2 separate regions of the Homo sapiens genome follow, and region 1 is linked to region 2. A link is a loop called in an ENCODE intact Hi-C map of the cell type or tissue named here. Cell type or tissue: OCI-LY7. All regions are shown on one strand. Each heading gives the region's core, and the rest is flanking DNA. Links, peaks and the distances in the headings are about the cores only.

The links. Hi-C counts contacts between places; a loop is a spot of excess contacts. Peaks named below come from ENCODE experiments on the same cell type or tissue, not always from the same donor. Only the 100,000 strongest peaks of a DNase experiment are listed, where the experiment ranks them.
Region 1: a loop joins it to region 2, with 4 times the contacts of the local background. A loop is called at or near these places in 7 of 110 quality-filtered maps.

What each region holds. Positions count from the first base shown.
Region 1 is chr11:87,459,256-87,467,935 of GRCh38, reverse strand. The region is part of intron 2 of LOC107984361 (a long non-coding RNA gene); the gene reads right to left. Among named protein-coding and RNA genes, the nearest start is that of LINC02711, 260 kb to the left of the region's middle. RefSeq lists a silencer at 4,232-4,321. In OCI-LY7, for the core only: CTCF peaks have their summits at 4,046 and 4,247 (motif pointing left); a DNase peak (open chromatin) is centred at 4,225.
Region 2 is chr11:87,873,138-87,881,817 of GRCh38, reverse strand. The region is part of intron 4 of LOC107984361 (a long non-coding RNA gene); the gene reads right to left. It also overlaps a transcript of RAB38 not described here. Among named protein-coding and RNA genes, the nearest start is that of LINC02711, 160 kb to the right of the region's middle. In OCI-LY7, for the core only: CTCF peaks have their summits at 3,157 and 3,360 (motif pointing left); DNase peaks (open chromatin) are centred at 3,097 and 3,377; H3K4me3 peaks cover 506 bases; H3K27ac peaks cover 441 bases.

The sequences.
Region 1 (8,680 bases), core at 2,221-7,220, 410 kb after region 2:
TACATGGAGCTCTGTGTTGCTATAGTGTTGACTGTAGTTGCAACACGACTGTACATCTCCTCTGCCCATTACCATCTGACAATATCTGGAGCTCTTTGTTCAAGTTCTGAAGAGATAATCTGATATTCAGTGCAAGGTCAATTATGGCACTTCCAAAGAAAGGAGCATGCTCTTAGCAGACTTCTAAAATATAGCTACTACATGCCTAAGGATATGGGGGTGGAAATAGCTAACACAGATTCCAGCCTAAAACCTCATAGGATCATAAATGGAACCGAAAACATAAATTCTAAAATACCCCATCAAATGTTTATCTTCCATGACTGTTCTCCTTTGTCTTTACATATGAAATACAGGTCTTACTCCACAACTCTCAGACTCACCCCAGATCTGAGTGCCAGCTGCGTGTCATTGGCCTCCATCACTTTATCAGTAAAAAGAGGGTCCGTAAAATTCATAAAGTGATAACCTTTCTCCCTGCTCCATGGAATTGTGCTATTTGCCATGTCCTGTGCTCAGCTCTAAAGACTTAATCTGTGCCCCAAGAAACTAGTATAATTGCAGGGAAAATAGACCCATCAAAACAAATAATTGTTCTACCACAGAGCTTTTCATTTTATTATCAGGTGACTCCCCATATCATATGATGAAGCAAGGGGACTGAGTATAAAAGCAACTAAGAATCTCCCAGGTTCCTGCTTAAAATGCAGACCTCTAGGTCTCACCCTAGATGTGCTAGGTCAGAAGTTCTGGGGTTGGAGCCCAGGAATATGTATTGTAAACAATCCCCCAGGTAATCTGAGGAGGGCAATGTTTGAGAACCACTGCTTTATCTCATGAGAAGTGTCAAAATTGAGGCCATGCTGTAGCCACAAGGAAGACTGACTCCCGGCATAAAGACTTCCCCAGGGAGTGATATTTGAGTTGAGTGTCACATGTGTATATCAAGAAAAGCATGGGGATAAGAGAACTCCAAGCAGAAGGAAAAGCAAAACCCCAGAAGGATGAAAATCATAACAGGCTCTGAGGAAACAAAGCATACACTCATCCAGTTGTAATATAGGACAATTGTAGAAAGAGCAGCAGCATATGTGACTGGAGCCAAACTGGAAAGGGCCAACTGTGCAAGACTAAAAGATATAACATGTTCAAGAGGTCTTTGAAGAGTTTCTCTGACTTGTTTAATTTCCTTAATACCTTTATTAATAAAGGTATCAATTTCTTTAATACCTTTTTCTCTAGAATTCACTTTTCCTGGTACTTCCCTGGCCTGTGAAAGGCCTCCGGAATCTCAAAGTCACTGTTCATCCAACAAAACTGTTGAAACTTAATAGAGACAGAGAGCCTGGAGCTGGTTACATCAAATGCCACTCATGAGAAGGAGAATTGAAAATCATCCCGAGATCTGTCAGATCCCAGAGTTGTCTTCCACAGAGAAGGAGTGGGGCCAAGGAAAAAGGAATCTGTTCTCTATCATCTCTACAAAGACTGCACAGACAGGGGATTGCCTAAGCCAGTGTCATCATTTCTGTGTTAGCTGAGGTCCAAGAGCTGTTTTGTTTCCCTGCCAAACACAAGAGGCTGAACGTCTCCAACAACCTCCCTCCAGGAGCCAGAAGGCTCAACTGAACTTAAGCCAAAGTTTCCTCTACCTACTTTCCTCCCAGGACCTGGTAGTTCCACATCTAAAGTCTTCCAAATAGCCATGTGCAGAGTTAGGTTAAGGGCAAAAACCCACATCCAGAAAGAAATGTTCTTTCCTTCTTTTTTTTTTTGTTTTTTTCTTTTTTTGTTTTTCTTTTAATAGTAACAGGGACAGTTTGCTTTTAAAATAGTCACCTGAGGTGTGATTGATAGGAAATCACTACTTGTCATTTCCGGCTCCATGGGAAATGTGATTCAGTGAAACTTAACTAAGCCTTTTATTTCCTATATTTGCTCCTTTATAAATTGGAGCCTGTCAGCTGCCCATCTGAGAAACATCAGAGAGCCTGAGTGTCCTGCGGTATTTTTCATAGAGCAATTCCTCCAGCCTAACATATTACATTTCCAGGCTCTTTGTTCTCTCGCCAATAAAATATATGTTTCCCAGAACTGCATATCCAACCCTATTTAGGAACCATTTAGAACAAAGAGTGAGGGCTTAATTTTCTGCATTTCTCTCTCCACACCTTCTCTATCCACCTCCTCCACCCAGCAACACCACAGGAAACCCGGGCTTCCTAAATAGAAGCAAGTAATTTTCTGAGGCTCCAACATTTTCTCTCTCACACTTACAGGATTTTTCAGGAGCCTGCTTTTAAGGCTGGCAGACACAGCTCCCCACACACAGCCTGGAGATGTACATGTCCAAGGTCAGGGTTGAGCCTCCCAGGGCTCACATGAAGGACAAAGACTTTAGAATCAAAATGACCAAGATTTAAATTCCAACTCTCCAATATATTAGTTGTTTCACCTTGATTAATTTATTTCCTTAATGAAACCTCCCTTTTCTTACCTGTAATAGTAAAATAATATTAACATCTGTCTAGTTTTAGTGTGAGACTTTTAAAAAAATAAGAAATTGTGGCAGACCTTGTTGGTTGCCATTCTCAATTTTATTATCCTGTGGCACCTTTCACTTTAGAGGCTGGAAAAACTTAATACTTATTTTCCTGGTCTCCCCTTCAGCCAGGGATGGCCAGTTAACTCAGCTATGGGCAATGTTATATAAGCAGAAGTCTGAAAAAAGTTTCCTGGAAGTGTTTCTGCTTCCCTGAAAAAATGGAAAGATGAGGCCAACTGGTTCTCCTACTCTTTTCTCCCTGCTTTGACCAAAGATGTTATCTGGAGCTGCAGGAGCGCTCTTGTGGCCAAGAGGCTCTCAGAGTCACCTGTACTGACATCATCAAGACACTGAAGCAATGCTGAAGGCATCGAACTCCAGATTTCTTGTTATGTGAAAAGAATAGTGTCTCTTTATATAAGCCACTTCAAGTTGAGTTTTCTGTTCCTTGCTATCAAGTGCATTCCTAAACTGCTGTGTGTGAGCGATGTAAATAAAGGGACTACAGGAGTCTACAGTATTTACTAAATATTGGTTCTATCCTCCCCACCCTCCCCATGTGTCTTCTCCTCAAAATATACTTAGTACTAATCTATACCATTGAATTATTCATATTTAGAGTGGGATTTGGCCTGAGAATATGCATCCAGACTGGATTTTGAGGCCTCTGCAATGTTTCTTCTACCCCGACCACCTGCACACTGAGGTTAAACTCCCAGTCAATGAGAGTCCAGCCAGTTGGTTATACTCCATATGAGTCATAAGTGTCCTATCCCCAACCACTCTTTCCTCCATTCCCTGTCTTCCCTCATTCTCTTCCCCCATCCTTCTTTCAGCCTGCCTGAATCTCTTCCATCCTTCCTTTGCTGGGTGCATCCCCACCATCTCCCTGAGATACCTTTTCTGATGCGATCAGGAATGGCCAGGAGAGAAAAGAGAGTCATGTGACACAAATTTAGTTGCCCCATTTGGCAATGGTGATGGGCAGGCAGAAAAGCATGTCTAGTCCAGGGAAACCTTGGAAATAAGGGATACAGAGTTTTATAATCAATATATTAAAAAAAAAAAAAAAAAAAAACTCTGCAAGGCAGATGCAGAGCAGCCACCAGGGCTTCACTTTGACCCTGGCAGTCAGGAGAACAAAAAAGCTGGAGAGCCAAGGTCACCCAGGAGCTACCTTAGAGGTGGGTAGAAGAAGCATCCAGGGAATAGAGAAAACAAAGACAGGAACCACAGTGCAGATGGTAGCCTCAGAAGCTCCACAAGGTCCCTGGCCAAAGAGAAAAGAAATTGAATTCCCCTTCCTGTGTCCATGTGTTCTCATGGTTCAATTCCCACCTATGAGTGAGAACATGCGGTGTTTGGTTTTTTGTCCGCACATGTACCCTAAAATTTAAAGTATAATTTAAAAAAAAGGAAAAAAAAAAAGCAATAAATAAATAAATAAATAAATACGGGAGCTACGAAAAAAAAAAAAAGAAAGAAATTGAATTGACCAAAGCTTTGAAATAATTTGTCCCCACCTGCCATACCTCTCAGGATGGGTGGAGGGGGTCAACCATCTGCCAGTTGACCAGATAATCAATGAAGGATGAGAGGACAGTCCACATCAGCCCTTCAGGTAGAATACCTTGGACATGTCAGAGGCTGCCATACAGACCTGGTTGTGCTCATCTTGGGTAAATTGTGACACCTACTGGCTCATAATGGAGAAAACCCATGCTTCACTTTGGTAAAAAGTTCCCTGGTGCTAGTGTGATGCAAATGTCTCCCAGATGGACTAGACTCTTTGCTAGTGAGAAATTATATACCTTTCAGGTTCTATGGCCATGCCCAGATTCAGTTTCCCATGACCACAGTTGTCTGGAAGGACAATGGAAATAACCAGAGGACAAGCCACTGTAATAAGAAGTGGTCACGGAGAATGGCCCAATGCAGAGATTTGAGTTCTGGTTCTGCCTGTGTCTCTTTGTGGCCTGAAGACATTAAACAAATCACTTCTTCTATTTCGCTGTCACTTTTGTTGTTGGTTATCTTTTCAAAGGAATGTGTTACCCTTGTTCTGTCTACCTTAGAGTTTATGTGTAAAGAATCAAAAGAGAGAGCCTTGTTGAAGCAACAAACGTGTTTTTGTGTTTTTTAACAAGCATTTAAGTATCTCAAACTACCATACTTCTGGAGACATATACCTGTACATATACATACGAACATAAATATGCATAGCAGTATTGATACAAAAGTGAATAAGCCACAATTCCAACCTAGAAAGACACATACATGTAAACCAAATGTAAGCCAAAAGTAAAATTCTAAGGTCCCCTAACCATCTGAATGGACTTCCTCGTCAGCCAGGGCACCCTTAAAATTTAACCTGAAAGACTGGTTCAGGCCATGATGGGAAGTGGGGGTCAGACATGCCTCATTATACCTCTCTGGCATTAACATCAACCGACTTTAAGTCTGATAAAGAAACATTTTACAGCCTATTCTTTCTGAAGCCTACTACCTGAAGGTTTCCTCTGCAAATAAGAACTTTGGTCTCCACAATCCTTTATCTTAACCCAAATATTCTTTCTATAGATCCCAGGTCTTTAGATAAACTGAACCAGTTGTCAACTAGAAAACTTTTAAATATACCTATAAGCTGGAAGCTCCCACTTCAAGTTATCCCACCTTTCTGGACCAAACCAATGTGTTTCTTAAATGTACTTGATTGAAGTCTCATGCCTCCTTAAAATGTACAAAACCAAGCTGCATCCCAGTCACCTTGAGCACATGTTCTCAGGACCTCCTGAGGGCTGTGTCACAGGCCATGGTCATTCATATTTGGCTCAGAATAAATCTCTTCAGATAATTTACAGTTTGACTTTTTTTGTCAACCCAAAGAATCCTGTTCTCTTTGCCTGAAACACTTCCTCCCTCAGCTTATCCTTCGATTCACAACCTTCATATCACTTCCTCTGGGAAGCCCTACTTCTGCCCTCACCCTAGTCAAGCCAGGCCTCCTGTGACACTCTCACAGCACATTTCACAGTTCTCACAGGCACAGGACAACACCAGACTGGAGGCAGGTGATTGAATGTTCAAATCCTAGCACTCCCCTCACTGACTGTAGGACCATGGGCAAATTTCCAAGCACCACCAAACTGTGGTATCCTTTCCTGCAAAGTAAGGAAGACAATACAAACTTCCTAGGGTTTTGATAAGGATTACATAAAATGGCACATGTAAAGCACCTTGAAGAGTGCCTGTCAAAAAGTAAACTCTCAGGAAGTGTTAGTTTTTACCATCATTTGTGAAATGTTTAATTTAATGTTCATCTCTCCCACCAGACTATTGACTTCAAGAAGGCAGAAGCCCTGCCCACTTTTCTCAGGCCGTATCCCCTGCACTTAGCACAGTATCTTGAAACCCAAGCCTTTTCCTTTATAAAATGCAAATAATCATAGTAACCACTTCATAGTGTGTTGTAAACACTAAAGATGACCATGTCTCCAAGTCAGCACTAAAGCAATTATCATAAGGCCAAGCACATAGCTAAGTATTCTATTGATGTTTTTACTATTGTTATTATTATAAATGATATAAATGAAGTAAATACAGTGTTCAGGAGTAATACAGAAAAGGTAGTCATTAATTTTACCTTGGAACAGGGAAGTCCTTGCCTAAAGGAGGGATACCTAAACAGGATTTTAAAGAATGAAAGCGGTTAGCCAAGCAGACTCCATCAACTGACAAAACTTGCTGCCCTCTGCAAAGTGAAAAGCTTCATGCTCAGTTGTGGCTATATACAAATAAATATAACCCAGTCCCTGCCCTTCAGGAACTTACAGCCCCATAGAGAGAAATATCTCCTCCTACAGTTCAGTGTCCTTTGGGTACACAGAAGAGCAGAGCCTAATCCAGAATACCAGGTCAGGGAAGGCTTCCTGGAGGAGGTGACATGGAGTGGGGATGTGAGGACAGTGAAAAATTAACCAAGCTATGAAACCCAAAAGACCTCTCAGGCAAAAAGAATAGCAGGTAAGAGTAGGAACGCTGAGGAAACGCAAAGTGTTCCAGTTAGTTGAGGCTTTGGGTATATGCACAGGATTGGAAAGAACGGAGCTGGAGAAAGAAGGAAGGAGCTAGATAATGAAGAGTCCTACAATCCTTGCTGAGGAATTTGGGTTTTATTCAATAGGCTATAGGAGCTGCTGAACAATTGCAAAAAGGTGGAAAGGGGTAATATAATCATATTTGCATTTTAGATACGGTCATTCTAAAAGGACAGTGAGATGGCAGCTGGAAGATTAGTCAAGAGGCTTTTGAAAGAGTCCAGACAGGCAATGGTAATGGGCTGACTTAATTCAATCAGAGTGATAAGAGAGAAGCCTATAATATAATTAGGAAGTACAATCAACAGGACTTATGGACTAATTTGATGTGAGAAGCAAAAAAAAAAAAAAAAAAAAGAGAAACCAATCTAGAATTTGGTTTGGGTGATCAGGTGGGTTATGGAGCCAATCACTGATTCAAATATAACAAGAACAGCAGGTTTGCAAAGAAAAAGGGCCAGCATGGTTTTGTACATATTTGTATATATTTTATTTATTCTATGAAGACCATATCAATCCCATTCCATGATATTATATTATACATCATTTATTCATGCACAGGCCACAGGCAGGTTTATACAGTCATCCCAAATCTTTGTCTTTCCACTTCTGATAACTCACATACTGATGCAGCACTGCCATTGTTCCTCTCTAGCTTTCCTAGGATTTTGTCACATCATCAAGTTACCTACCTTCCTTAGCTTTTCCATGGCCCACCAACCCCTCCAAGGGGGTGATGCACACTATTAGACAGCCAAGTCTCCAGTTAGCAGTTTCATAAATGGAGCTGGAGCTCAGAGCAGAGATCTGAGCCAGAAGTATGCATCTGAGAGTAATCAGCATAGAGTTTGTATAACCGCAGCATTGAGAACAGATGCATTCACCTGAGGAGACTGTAAGGGGTAAGATTCAGGCACATATGGAAGCCTAAGGAACAAGAACTATTAAGAGAAAAGCAACACAGAGGGAGAAGAGCTGGCCAAGGTGAGTGAGGAGCAGTAAGAGACATAGGAAGAAAACCATGAGAAATTCTAGAAAGAAGGGAATTGGACAAACACTGGTCAGGGACATCAAGTGTCACAAAGACATCAAGAATAATAAGGACTGAAATCTAAATGTGGGAGTGTGGGAGCCTGGGTGTTTTCAGCGGACTTGTGGGAATGGTTGAAGATGAAGTGAGGATGTGAAGATGATATTTTGTGAAGGTAACTCAAGAAATTGGTGCAAGGGAGAGATGTGACAGTAGCTAATGGTAGAAAGAAAATGTTTTGTTTTGTTATTTCCTTGAACATTTGTACATGAAATGAAGCAGCAAGCAGTAAGGCAGTATATTGCAGCAGTCAAGTGCTCAAAGTTCTAGAGCCAGACTCTCTGAGTTCAAGTCCCAACTCCATACAGAAGCTGTGTAATCTTGAGGATGTTCCCTGACTTCTCAGGATCCCATTTTTCTCATCTGTAAGATGGAGATAATAACAATACCAACTATACACGTGGTGAATATTAAGTAAGTTATGAGATGTCATGTGCTTAGATGGTGCCTGACCCATCACAGACACTTGATAAATATTAGCTGCTCCTGTTGTTGATATTCCTACTCGATCAAGGGAAAGCGCTACTAAAAGGAAGATACTGAAGATACAGGAAAGATAAAGAATTCATGATGGAGCAAAGCTCCTGAGGAAGCTGAGAGAGAGAGAACAGAGAAGTGAAAGAGAGCTCAGCCTTAGCCAGTAGGAGGGACCACCTGCCTTACTGCCACTGAGAGAAAGTCAGAAGAAAGTACCAGGAAGGTGCAGATGGAGATGGATTTGTCTTAGAGAAGCCGGGTACAGGGAGTTGAGAGAACATTTATTTTTCTCTGTGAAGTAGGAAAAAAGGCCATCTGTGAGAATGGAGAAGGAAGTGATTAGATGGCACCAGGGTTAGAGTCAGAGAGTGGGGAAGGTCTGAGATTGCTGCTATGGAGACTGGAGACGGAGCATCCTGGGCTGAAGAGTAGTTCTAGGGAGGGTCTGGGATCCCTAGGTCACCAATGCAT
Region 2 (8,680 bases), core at 1,383-6,382:
TTAGCAGGATAAAGAATATGGCTCTAACTTTTGGTTTTGAAGGTATAAGAATGTGACTATAAAGCCACAGCAGAAAGTGAGGGAAACCTGAGGAAAAAAAAATACTTAGTGGCTAAAAAGAACTAAATTATGAAGCTCATATTAGACAAACCCATAATAATCTTAAGTAGCTGGAACTAGAGAAAGATCATATTGTCATTACAGTCCTATGCTTACTCACAGACTAGTGTAGTGTGGCAAATAATACATTAGTTTTATAATAATGAAACACTGAGAATAACAAATGAATGTAGAGAAAATAACAGATCACTATGTGACATGATGCAGTCTCCACATTTATGAGTTCATACCCAGAAGATATGGGTAAAAATTAAAATCATGTGAACCTAATAAAAAATAAAAGTAGAAAGAAAAGAGAAGACAAAGGAAGAGTCAGAACTGCTTTATTAACAACTGGATAGGCATTCAATACCCTAGTGCCTAATCTAGAATCTTTCTTTTAAGTTAATAACCCACGGATAAAACATGAATCAACAAATATCCTGGGCTCTGAACATGAGGGCAGCAGGGGCAGTGTATTATCCAAACAACCTACGTTATTCCATTCTCTTTAGTATCTTCTATGTGCCAGGTGCTGTTAGGCACTGGAGATGCTATTACAACAAAGCAAAGCAGTCTGGGCATGATGTCTCATGACTTAATCCCAGCAATTTGAGAGTCCAAGGTGGGAGGATTGCTTGAGCCCAGGAGCTCAAGGCTACAGTGGGTTATGATCACGCCACTTCACTTCAGCCTGGGTGACAGAGCAAGATCCTGTTGCTAAAACAAAACAAAGTACCTTCTTTATTTTTCACCATAGCACTCAGCACTAGTTGATACTTAATTACAAATTTATTTTTAAAGTTCTGTAATATTTATTCCACATATGAACATAGTTCATGAAGTAAAGGGCTTGTCCTTGTCACCACTCTATGCCCAATGCCCTTTATAGGCCCCACTCATTAACTATTTGTGGAATAAATGAATAAATGAATTAATAATTGACTGAGTGAATAATATTGGCCATTAAATGATTAAACAGAAAAGTAGTTTCTTTTGAACTATTATCTTGGAAGGTATACTTTTTCAAGTGTATAATGTAGAAAAAGCAATGTTGTGGGACCCTATATATTCTTTCTGCTCTCACTGAAAATACAAAGTGACTCTTCTCCCCAAAACTGAATATAAACTGCCTCAACTGGAAACAGTGTATTAGTCAGTGTATTCTAGGCTGAATGTGGCAAAAAAACAAACCCCACAATTTCAGTAACATAGCACAATGTGATTTCTTTTTCATATTACTGTCCTTTGAGTGGCTCTTCTATAAGCTGTAACTTGGAGATCTAGGCTGTTACCATACTGTGGCTCTACCATCTTGAACTTTTTGTTTTCAAGGCTTTAAAATTGGGATAGAAGAGCAGGAAAGATATCTGGAGCATGTTGTGGCCAGGACTCGAAGGGATATACATTATTTCCACCCATATTCCATTTGCAGTCTCACTGAGTTGTAAGAGGGCTACAAAACATAGTCATTTTGTATGCCAAGAAAGAAAATGAAGCGGTTTGGTGAACACATGGCATTGTCTCAATGTTACACTTTCAACATTAGGTTTAAAATAAAAATACTATTTCTAGTAATAGTCAACAAGTATAGAAAATACGGATAGGAAGCAAAATAATCTATGGAAATCCCTCAATAAATATCTAAGAATCAGATATTCATTCATTCATTCATTTTATATCTGAACTTATTACTATGTACCACTATTCTCAGTCTCTTAGAGCTTACAGTCTAGACAGGAGGACAAATGAACCATTAAATGAAGATGAGTGCTTTGATAAAGTACAGCATATTATAGGAGATCTATAATAATATTTGAAATATAATTACTAATATTTTGAGCATTAGGTACTTTATAGATATTATTGCATTTATTTCTTTACAATGTGAGGAGATACCATTACTATTGTTGTTTATGGTTAAAACAGCCACTCGCTCAAGGTCTCACAATAATTAATGCACTTTAAGTACCTGAATAAGCAATGATTAACGTTGTTCATGAAAGTTACTAAAACAAGAACTGGTAGTTTTACCCCAGATGAGATAATGTAGAATGAAAAGAATGTAAAATCTCCAGAAGAAAGCCCACATGAGATGAGCATAGAGGTTGCTCCACGAGCACACAGAGGTTCTCACTAGATTCCTAGGGAAGAAAAACCAGAGGTGACAGCAGAACCACTCCACAACCCTAGTCCACTGCATAAGCTCTTAGAGTAAAGCTCCGAGTTCCCATTCCAGAGGGTGGGTCTTGCCTTTTTAAATATTTTTGTTGTTGTTGTCTTTTCATAGTCCCAACTGAAAAAAAAAAGTCTTCTCACTTACTGGAATACTCTCCCCACCCCCATGCCCCACATGTTGAAAAGTAGGCGGTCCCTTCCAAATTTGTCCCTTATGCCTGGTGCTAAGATGAATCATGTTCTCGCAATGTGGTTACATATTCATATAAACACATAAGAAAATATTTATGAGTGTATACAGTCCGTATCCATGAAAATGAAAATTTTTATGCTCAACTTAAGCCATTTATTGTTTTGGTAATTGATGTAGGAATTGGTAAACAATGAAATTTATATTTATGATATGCCTAATATAAAAGTAATTATATTTCCACAATGAAAAAGCAAAGCAAACGACCAGAGTGTTGCCTACCTTTAATATGATTTACTCCTCTCCTCAACATTTCTGTCAGAATTCAAATTCCTAGGCAATACATATTTTCCACTGAGGCAAAAAAAAAAAAAAAAAATCAGTAATTGCTCTGAAAATTAGAGAAGCCAGCTAGGATAGAGTACTTAACTTGGATATTTTCCACTGTGATAACATGGAAATAACAGAATGCATAAGAATGGTATAATGAGGTAGGATAAAAATTCCATCCTTGAGCCAAAGTCACATTTTTCTCTCCACAGGATGAATTAAAGAGGTGGATTGAGCAAGAAATTCACCTGGTGAGCACATTGCTTTTGCAGATGTAAGTGGCACACAGCTGGCTTTAAAAGCTATGATTTGCTTACCCATATGTGGTATTACATGAAATAAAGAGAAGCTGAAACTAGGGAGGGGAAATGCAATTTTTAGCACAGCCTCACTGTCAGCAATGGAAATTGCTTTTTTAAAACTGGGAGTAGCTTTGATAAAAACATCCTCCGACATTCTCAACATTGCCTTGGGATGAATTCTTCCAGAAACCATAGAACACTCCCTCTTTATTTTGCAGTTTTATAGCATTTTATTGTCTACTTTCATTTAATGTTGTGAAGCTCTTGCACTGCCCTCTGCTGTTTTCTGAGCTGCATAACCAGGGTGTTCACAAGTAAAATACTGAGTTCATTTAATTCTCTCTCGATAGATAGATGATAGATAGACAGATGATAGATAGATAGATGATAGATTGATAGATGATAGATAGATGATAGGTAGATAGATAGATAGATAGATAGATAGATAGATAGATAGATAGATAGATGATAGGTGTGTGTGTATATATATGTGTGTATATATATATATATATATGTTTAGCACATATTAGGCATCCAAGATAAAAGAGCAGTTTTTTAAAAAAGCAGTAAATGGTCAAAGCATAGATTTTACAGTTAGGCAAAATGAGTTCTGATCCTAGCCCCACCAACATTTTCAGTTGTAAGACTGTAGATAATTTAAATTCTCTCTGGCTCAAGGCTCAGTTTCCCTACATACAAAATAGGAATATTAATACTTATTTGCTTCATGTTACAAGGATAAGTCAGGCACGCTTAGTGCCTAAAACAGAGAAGACACCATGGTATGAAGCTATTATAATATAAATTAGTCATGCACTCTACAAGAAGATAAGGCAAGTGGGGAATCTGGCAATTATGTAACACAAGGAGGGATTGATTTGATGGCTATTGTAGAAAACCAGATAGTAAAGTAGGCTTAAATGAGAATTTCAGCCATGAAAATGATACTGCTTTAGTAACCAAGTGGAGACCATTCAATTAAGGGGACAGAGACTGGAAAAAGAAACAATAGCTAGGAGGGCTAGTGTTATACCTGGGGATGAAATGTAAGGTGGGCGTAACTATGGAGGCACCATTACTAAGAGGAAGGTAGACACAGTCAACAGTCATGGTGGAGGTTGAATATGAATAATTTTGTAATAGATTGGATACAGGACACAAAGGAAAGAAAATTGGATTCTGGATATGTTGGAAGGATGATAGAGGGCATATTCCATGGATGAACAGGAGTCAGAATTAGCAAACAAAGGAGATAGCATGGGTGTGGGGGGAGGGAGGAAATTCATAGTTACTTGGCATCAACTAATAGAAATAATTTTCCTTTATTCCTCACAATAATTCTGCAATGTATACTTTATTATTCCCATATTTGAGATGAGAAAATTGGGTCCCAGAAAAGTAAGTATCTTGTTAATGACACTTAATGACACCCATCAGAACATAAAGAAGCTAGGATTCAAACAATTTTATGTACTTTCCAAATTCTAGGCCCTTTCCACTATGGCTTTACAGAATCAGTGCAAAAGAAGCAGTGTATAAAGAGGTCCTGGTTCCATGGAGGAGGTCCTCAGCACGTATGGTACTTCCATGCATGATATTGTTTTCTTTAGGTATAAAAAGATGACACCTATCTGTCCTGTTTATACTCTTTATACACAAGACCACTCATGAATATTCTCATGATATTTACTGTTGATGAGTATTTCACTTTTGTTGATGGTGAAAATGCACACTGATTTCACAGTTGATTTAAGATTTCTTCTAATGCCCATTTGCTGTTTTGGGATTCTCTACTGAAACTATATTATGTGTTTAATTTCCTGAGAGATACTATAAGAACACTTCAGCTGAATGGCAAAGGAGAAAATTGTGCCCGGTATCACTGCTCATCTGCTACCAGGTGAGCAGGTCTAAATAGCATTGAAGAACACCGTTTCCTTCTCTCTTTCACCAAAGTCTTGTTTGAAGAGTAGTCTCATACAGGCCTCACTAGAATTTCATAATCCAGAGTGACTTCTAAGAAAAAATTTTCAAACTTAAAGACAATGGAAAGTCAAAGATGTGCATGAGCCCTAAAGAAACCACCTATCAAGAAGAGACATAGACTCAAACTAGGCTCCCACCAACTCCAAAGTCCTAGAAGCTTTCTAAAGTCTCCTGTCTTCATAATCCCTTCATTCTAACATTTTTATTAGGTGAGAATTAATATTTGTTACTCTTTCAAAGCTGTGTTAGTTTGGATTTGCTGAGGAGAAGCCAAGACAGAACTAGATATACAAAAATTTATTGGGGGAGAAAGAAAGAGGAGATAGAGAGAGCTTTTGGACCACGACACTTGTCCAACATCTGTGAAAGAAGAGAAGGAAAAAGGACTATGGTAGAAAAATTGCTGGTAAGGAGTCATCATCATGCCCAGATACCCACTAGAGAAGGTTTCTATCTCTAGATTAGACCCACTTTGTTCAGTCATTGGCATGAATGTCGTAGTTGATCAGAAGGGCATCAGCTAAGATCATCACTCAATTCTGCTACCTGCAGCTAGAGATCTTAGCAGCATGTTTTCACGACAGTTTCGAATTCTATCCCCAGAGATCTATATTGAAATATTAGAGGAAATTATAGAGTAATAATTAAACGTAGAGTTTGGAGACAAACTTCCTAAGTTCAATTCTTAACTTCATCACTTGGCTGGATAAAGACAAAGATTCCTGATATCACTATTCAACAGTGTATTGAAGACCTTGGCAAAAGCAATATAGAAAATAAATGTAAAGAATGGGGAGGAAAAAGTAAAATCTGTTATAATTCACAAATAACAGGATTGTAGATATAGAACATCTAAAAGAATCCACAAATTATTAGAACTAATCTGTAAATTTTAGCAAGGTTGTTGAATAGAAGGTCAATATGCAAAAAATCAACTGTACTGTACTACTATAGCCAACAACAAAAATTTTAAAAATAAAATGTTATTGAGCTAATGCTTAAGGTAATATCAAAAACATTACATTTCTAGAGAAAAAATCTAACTAAGGAAATTAAAACTTAAAACTGCAATGAAAATTATTAAATTACTAGAAAAATTTAAGAAAATATAATGAAAAATGCTATATTCATCAACTATAATACTCAGTACTACAAAGATATAAATTATCCCCAATTGACCTATAGATTTCACTAAGTCTGAATCAAAACTCCAGTAGCAATTTTGGGTGAATTGATACCCTAAATCTAAAATGTGTATGGACATACCCCAGATAAATAATCAACATCTACAGTCTCTTTATTTATGACATTAAAGTGCAATGGAGAAAATATTTTTTTCAATAAATGGTGTTTGGTTGATTGGATATCAATATTTTATTTTATTTTTCTCACCTTTACTTATAATTAATTTTATTTTTAATTGATAAATCATAATTGCATACATTTGTGGACTGCAATATAATGTTTTATATATTGTATATATGTATATAATGTGGAATGATTGAATCAAGCTAATTAACCAATCCACCACTTAACTTACCTATCATTTTTTATTCTAAGACATTTAAAATTTACTCTCTGAATTATTTTAAAATATACATTATTATTGACTAGAGTCACCCTACAGTGCACAAGATCTAAAAGATTATTCCTCCTGTCTATCTGAAACTTTGTAATCTTTGATCAACAACAGATCCATATCTTGGTTATTGTGAATAATGCTGAAATAAGTATGGCAGTATAAGTATCCCTTCAACATATTGATTTCAACTCCTTTGAATATATACCCAGAAGTGGGATGACTGGACCATATGGTAGTTCTATTTTTAATTTTTTGAGGAACCCCCATACCATTTCCCACAATGGTTGTATTAATTTACATTCCCACCAGCAACCTGCAAGGGTTCCCCCTTTTCTCCTCATCTTCACTAATGCTTATCTTTTATCTTTTTGATAAAAGGTATTTTTAACAGATGTAAGGTGATATCTCTTTGTGGATTTAATTTGCATTTCCCTAACGATTATGGATGCTGAGCATTTTTTAATTTATTTTATTTTATTTTATTATTTTATATATATATTTTATTATACTTTAAGTTCTAGGGTACATGTGCACAACGTGCAGGTTTGTTACATATGTATACATATGCCATGTTGGTGTGCTGCACCCATTAACTCATCATTTACATTAGGTATACCTCCTAATGCTATCCCTCCCCTCTCCCCCGACCCCACAACAGGCCCCGGTGTGTGATGTTCCCCTTCCTGTAAGCCATTTCTATGTCTTTAAAAGGTATCTGTTCAGGTCCTTTGCCCATTTTTTAATTGAGTTATTTGTTTTCTTGATACTGAATTGTTTCGGTGCTTTATATATTTGGGGTATTATCAGATGTATGGCTTGCAAATATTTTCTCCCATTCTGTGATTTTCTCTTCACTTTATTGTTTCCTTTGTTGTTGATATCAGTATTTTAATAAGTGAAACAATGGTACTTCACACAATATGAACAATGTGCAATAACTGATTCTAGATAGGTCATAGATCATAATGCAAATGGTGAAAAAATAGAAGTAAACATAAAAAAATTTCTCTATGAACAAGGAGTAGGGAAAGATTCATTTAACAGGACCAAGAAGCATTCACATAAAGAATATTGTCGAATTGGACTTAATTATATTTGTAACTTCTGTTCATCAAAAAGTAACACAAAGAAAATAAAAAGGGAAACCACAGATTGAGATATCTGTCATATGTAGACCTGACAAAGAACTATTATGCAGAGTATATATATATATATATATATATATATACACACACACACACATATATATATATATATACACACACATATATATACACACACACACACACCCCTATACACTGGCAAATCAATAAGAAAGAAAAGTAAACATATTCAATTTTAAACCAAATTTATAACAGAGAGTTAAGAAAGAAATATAATACAAATTGAGTCAACTGATCTTTGACAAAGAAGCAAAAACAATTCAATGGAAAAAGGATATTTTTTTCCATAAATGGTGCCAGGACAACTGGATGTCCACATGCAAAACAAAATCTAGACACAGACTTTATTCCCATTGCAGAAAATTAATTCAAAATGGATTATAGTCTTAAATGTAAATGCAAAGTTATGAAACTCCCAGAACATAACATAGGAGAAAATCTAGATGACTTTGGGTTGGGTTTGGTGATTACTTTTTAGATACAACACCAGTGGCATAATCCATGAATGAAATAATTGATAAGTTGAACCTCATCACTAAATAATAACAACTTCTGCTCTGCAAAAAATACTGTCAAGAGAATGAGAAAACAAGCCAGAGACTGAAAGAAAATATTTGCAAAAGACATATTTGATGAGGGACTGTTATCCAAAATATGCAAAGAAGCCTTAAGTTTTAACCCAATAATAAGAAAACAAATATTAAAACTGGGTAAAATATCTGAATAGATACCTTATCAAAGAAGATATACAGATAACAAGTAAGCATATGAAAAGATGCTCAACATCATATATTACTAAGGGATTGCAAATTGACACAACCATGAGATATTATTACGTACCTGTTAGACT